2 separate regions of the Homo sapiens genome follow, and region 1 is linked to region 2. Evidence: read pairs that join two places in POLR2A ChIA-PET (ENCODE). Cell type or tissue: OCI-LY7. All regions are shown on one strand. Each heading gives the region's core, and the rest is flanking DNA. Links, peaks and the distances in the headings are about the cores only.

Region 1 (2,917 bases), core at 181-2,680, 190 kb after region 2:
CTCGGCTCACTGCAACCTCTGCCTCCCAGGTTCAAGCGATTCTCCTGCCTCAGCCTCTCAAGTAGCTGGGATTACAGGCACCTGCCACCAAGCCTAGCTAATTTTTGTATTTTTAGTAGAGATGGGGTTTCACCATGTTGACCAGGCTGGTCTTGAACTCCTGACCTCAGGTGATCTGCCTGCCTCAGCCTTCCAAATTGCTGGGATTACAGGTGTGAGCCACCGCATCCAGCCCATTCCAAGCATTCTTCATCCTCAGACAGAGCCACCACTAGCTGGGACACTGCCAGTCATCGTGGCATAGGAAAGGAGAACACGGCCAAGCACTCACTGATTTTTAATCCTTCTTGTTTGGAAGTGTCACATCACCCTTTATGACTTTTATTGGCCAAAGAAAGTCATGGGGTCACTCCTCTGTTCGACAGGGTGGAGATGGTTTAAACCTCCTACCAGCAAGAATTCTGAAGAAGGGAACCCAAAGTATTTGGTGAATAGTCATCTGGTTTACTACAGGTGATGATAATGATAATAAAAGACCCCCTTGTGGGATGTCCTGACAACTGAGTTATTATTACACATAAAGAACTTAGAAGGGCGAGTGATGCAGTGATGCACATTTTTTTTTTCTGAGACAGAGTCTTGTTGCCCAGGCTGGAGTGCAATGGAGTAATATCGGCTCACTGGAAACTCCGCCTCCCAGGATCAAGTGAATCTCCTGCCTCAGCCTCCCGAGTAGCTGGGATTACAGGTGCATGCCACTACACCCAGCTAATTGTTGTATTTTTAGTAGAGATGGGCTTTTGCCATGTTGGCCAGGCTGGTCTTGAACTCCTGACCTCAGGTGATCCACCCACTGAGACTACAGGAGTGAGCCACCGCACCTGGCCACAGTGATGTGCATTGACTGTAACATGTGTTTGCTGTTATTATTGCTGACCATTATACAGGGGATTAGTGATGGAGCTAGTGAAATAGATCCCAGCTGTCCTAACTGAAAGGCAAAAAAAAAAAAAACCCTTGTATTTGTACTGAGAGCTATGGATCCACAGACAACCAAGGGCAAAACACATGTAAAAACTGTCATAAAGCAGGTTTTAAAAAGAGAGTGAGGAAGCTGAGGGAGAAAGGATAGAGGGAAAGTGAAGGAGAAAGAAAGAAGTGAGAGCGAGAGGGAGAGGGAAAGAAAAGAAGTAAAGGAAGAGGCCAGGCACGGTGGCTCACGCCTGTAATCCCAGTACTTTGGGAGGCCAAGGTGGGTGGATCACTTGAGCTCAGGAGTTCGAGAGCAGTCTGGCCAACGTGATGAACCCCCATGTCTACTGAAAGTATAAAAATTAGCCAGGCGTGGTGGTGCAGGCCTGTAGTCCTAGCTACTCAGGAGGCTGAGGCAGGAGAATCGTTTGAACCTGGGAGGCGGAGGTTGTAGTGAGCTGAGATCGCGTCACTGCATTCCAGCCTGGACGACAGAGTGAGAATCTGCTCAAAAAAACAAACAAAAAAAAAGTGAAGGAAGAGAGAGACACCACCCAGGGACAGAAACTTCAGGGAGACGGGGGACTCAATAACTCCTGAAGCACCATGGTAAGAAGCTAAGCTGCCTTTGTCAATTCCTTCTTTTGGTTTGGACTGGTCTTTCTAGTAGGCTTGTTTTGCCTTTCATTAAACTACTGATTTCCTTCTGCAGCTAGCACCTCTTCCTTTAATTGTTCTCATCAACTTGAGTCAATGGTGGATGGAATGGTCAGGGCACTCACTGAGAAAGGAAATTTCCCCCGGATTCTAGCCTTAGGTGATGAGAGCAATCCTGTCTCAGTTGTATTCAGTGCTGGGGTAAGATCAAGTTGAAAGTTAGGCTCAGGTAGAGGGCTGGACCGCTCTCTTCCCAGGCTCCCAACTGTGACACAGGGTGCAGTGGTAGAAGGTAGGGATGCTGCCTGAATGTGGGACAGGGGATTGTCCCTGAGTCTGCTTACTGGGGCCAATAATAAGAACTAACCTTCGAATATCATTATGTGTACAACACTACTAAGTGCTCACATCTATTAACTCATTAAATCCACAACTCTAGGCTGTATGGTATTGCTTCCATTTTACAAATGCAGAAACTAAGGACACATTGGCACGTAGCTTGCCTGAACTCACGCACACAGTTCACAGCAAGCAGCTGAGCTGGGATGTGAATTCTGGCAGTTTGCTCAGAATCCACGCTCTTGACAACTATAATGCAACATCCTCCTTTCTATTGCCTGCTTGGGGTCCTACTTCAATTTTTTGTGGCCTAATAAAGAGAGTCCTTCTTTTAGGTTCTGGACATACAAAACTTAGAATTTAGTTTGAGGGGCTCATCCTTTCCATGCTTATAAGCAAAGAAAGGATTTTTTGCTCATAAAAGAACAACTTACTGCTTTAAAAAAAATGCTGCTAATTATTATTACTTTGGCTTCATTTGCCATTAATTTGTCTCCAAGAAACACAATCAGCACAAACATTGAGAGCTTCCTTATAGCCTACCAGGAGAGTGTTGGTGGGTCTCAGCAAAGTGTTCCCTTTTGGGAGGTGGCTCCCCAGAGCCCTCGGACACAATCTGCTCCCAGATCCTCTCAAGCGTCAATCTGCACTGATTGCCTGTTCTCAACTCCCACAGGCAACCTGCCTCCTCTTGACTATCAATAGCTGTCACAGCCTAATTTGATTGCTGAGTCAGACAATCAGTCTTAATTGCCTGTTTCCACCTCCAGCTGTGTCTCTTGTGGGCGGAAAAGCCTCTCTCTTGGTGCACTGCCCTTCCCCCTGGATCAGAAGCCCAGGTAGCGGTCCAGGCCACCTGTAGGATCATCTGCAACTTCTGATCCCACAGGTTCCCCATTTTCCTGGGCTGGACCTGGAGGGAGGTGAGGGTTTTGTTCACACACTGAGT
Region 2 (2,917 bases), core at 163-2,662:
TTCATTCATATTTTGTTGTAATATCTGTATAACAATAACTAACAAATATCTTTTGGCACCAATGGTTTTATGATGGCTTTATTTTTTGTTTCTGATGCTCAATAAAAAGCTTGGGATTGCTCTTAGAAGTAGACTGATTTTTTTTCTTTTTTCAGAGAGAAGACGATGATGAACCAAAGGTATACATATAAATTATTTAACCACATGTTAATTGGTAATTTTATTGCTTAATACCTAAGCAGCAAATCTCACACACACACACACACACGCGCGCGCGCGCACACACACGCACACACAAACACACATATATATTTTGGAGACAAGGTCTCACTCAGTTGCCTAGGCTGTAATGCAGTGACACAATCATGGCTCAGGTGACCCTCCCACCTCTGCCTCCCGAGTAGCTGGGACCACAGGTGCACACCAGCATGCTCAGCTGATTTTAATTTTTTGTGAAGACAGGGTCTCACTATCTTGCCCAGGTTGGTCTAGAACTCGTGGGCTCAAGTGATCCTCCCACTTCAGTCTCCCAAAGTGCTTGCATTATAGGCATAAGCCACTGTACCTGACCACACCTATATTTTTGAAATAACGCCATAAAGTTAAATGAAAAGTTTGAAAGACAAATGGGAAGATAATTAGCAAACAAGTAAATGGAATGATATATTTTTTAACATACTTTTCTACAGTAAAGGGAACCATTTTTAAAAAGTAATTATCTTATGACAATAAGAAATATGTTCTTGTAAGCAAATGGTAATGTAAATATTCTAGGTGAAAATCCTCTCTCAAAAAGCAGACAGGGTAGAAAAAATGTTTCATCAAATAGCACTCATCCATGAGGGAAGCCTTCAAGAGACTTTTTAGTGTTTCATACACTATGGCACAGAGATATTATCTACTGGAGATCAGGGTTAGGAATGCAAAAGCTAGATTTGAGTTTCTGCTCCATTAATGATCTCCTGCAAACAAAAACACAAAACCGAAAGACACGCCAAAGCCTAAACTCACTGTGAACACTGTAGCTGAAATGGCATAAATGAGGAGGGCCCGAAGATTGTCTTCAGCTATCTGAAGCTGCTCAGGAGTAACAGTTTCTTTGGGAGACCTTCTTTGCTTTGCATACAGCCACCATAGTACACCTGTGCCTCCTGGAGACAAAAGACCCAACTGTTAATGCAATAATTAGGATAAGAAAATGTGTAACATAAATTCTCAATTTTCTTGACCCTTCCTACAGATCATCATGGGACTAATGCAGTGACAATCCATTTGGCTGGGAAGTACATAGCTATAACTTTTTGCCAGCATAAAGAAAGTGTCCATTGCTCTATTATCATCCTCCACATTAAGCATTTATAAATCCTTCAGTGTATCAAATAAGCTTCCTTCAAATGTATTTATTATTGACTATGAAGCTAAGAGCGAGCCAGTAGAAACATACACCCCTGACAGGAATTGACCACAAAGAAAGAGCCTCAGCATTTAAGCTGAGGAGGCTGGAGGAAGGAAATAAGCATCACAGAAAACATCAATGAAGCTTAAAGAGGGCAAGGATCTTCTCTGTTGTACTCATCACAGATACCTCTGTGACTTGCACTGACACAGTAATGCAGTTGATTAAGTATTTGTACAATGAATAAATGCAAATCAAAAGAACAGTTCCCACCAAAGGGAGGAACAAAGAGGAAATCTCTGATAGTGGTGGGTGCTAGGGATAAGCATTTTTAAATCTCCAACACCGGTTGAGAGATTCAAAGAACCAGACTGAAGAGGGAGACAAACCTACCTCCACATATGAGAGCTGACTTATATACCTACTTTCAACCCATTCAGCATTTTGAATGCTACAGCACCTATTGTTCTAGCTGGAGATAGAACAGTAAACAAAGCCAAGTTCTTACTCTTGCTGTTCATGGAACTTATATAATAATAGGGAAACAAAAAAATAAGAAAACAAGGAAAAATACAGTATATTAAGTCTAAAGAAAAAATGATCTCCTGGTAAGAAGGATATAGAGTGTCTGGGTAGGGAAAGCTTTGCAATTTTATATAAGATGGGTAAGCAAGGCCTCACTGGTATTAGTAAGATGATATCTGAGCAATGGAATCAAAGACAGAGAGCAATCTATGACACTATCTAAGGAAAGAGTGTCCCAGGCAAAGTTCAAAGAGACTGAGGTAGAACCATGCCTAGTATGAGAGAAAGAAGACCATTGTGGCTACTGCAATGAGCAATGCGGAAAGTGGTAGAGATGTGGGCAGAGAGGTAGCTGCGGACCAGACCACACTGTAAGGCCTTGTAGGTCACAGTGAAAAAATGGATGATTCAGAGTAGAGACATGTGTGTGTGTGGCTGATATGATAAATGTCTGGGATATAAAAAACTGAAGCAAAGTCGATGTACATCAACATCTGCACTCAAGAGTTAATGAGATCAAAGGCAAATTCCATTACCTATTTGTTGGCAAATACCAAGTACAAATTTTCCATCTGTTGAAGAGGAGGAAACAAATCAAAACTACCAGAAATTGGTGAAAAACATTTTAGAGCAAGGGAATGTTTCCATTTTGAAGTCTTGCAGGCACAAGAAAATTGTCTGGAAAAATGTTTAATATATTCAGAAAATGGAAGAAAATATGTTTCCTACATACAGAAATGAATTATAGGAGAAAAGCTGAAGTTAAAAAAATAGAATGAAATTGAAATAATGATGTCAAGGAGGAAGCTGTTCACAATAGCCATGGTAGACAGTATTTATTATTAAAATTTAAATTTGTATTAGGAACTGTGCTAAGTCCTTTATAGATGTGATCTAATTTAATCATTATAACACTATTCATATCTAGAGTTTTAAAGTTTTGTCTAATTCTGAATCTTAATTAAATTTGCCTATGATCTTTTGGGGGAATCTTTT

What was found. Peaks named below come from ENCODE experiments on the same cell type or tissue, not always from the same donor. Only the 100,000 strongest peaks of a DNase experiment are listed, where the experiment ranks them.
Region 1: POLR2A ChIA-PET joins it to region 2 with 5 read pairs; 3 of 35 experiments call an interaction of 5 or more read pairs at or near these places.

Annotation. Positions count from the first base shown.
Region 1 is chr9:105,173,284-105,176,200 of GRCh38, reverse strand. No RefSeq gene overlaps it. Among named protein-coding and RNA genes, the nearest start is that of SLC44A1, 70 kb to the left of the region's middle. RefSeq lists an enhancer at 2,365-2,917. In OCI-LY7, for the core only: no CTCF peak of the experiment used is centred there; no DNase peak of the experiment used is centred there.
Region 2 is chr9:105,359,425-105,362,341 of GRCh38, reverse strand. SLC44A1 (solute carrier family 44 member 1) reads right to left here. Exons shown (of 16, transcript NM_080546.5): 8 at 1,012-1,151. Among named protein-coding and RNA genes, the nearest start is that of FSD1L, 87 kb to the left of the region's middle. In OCI-LY7, for the core only: CTCF peaks have their summits at 1,565 and 1,786; no DNase peak of the experiment used is centred there; H3K27ac peaks cover 1,300 bases.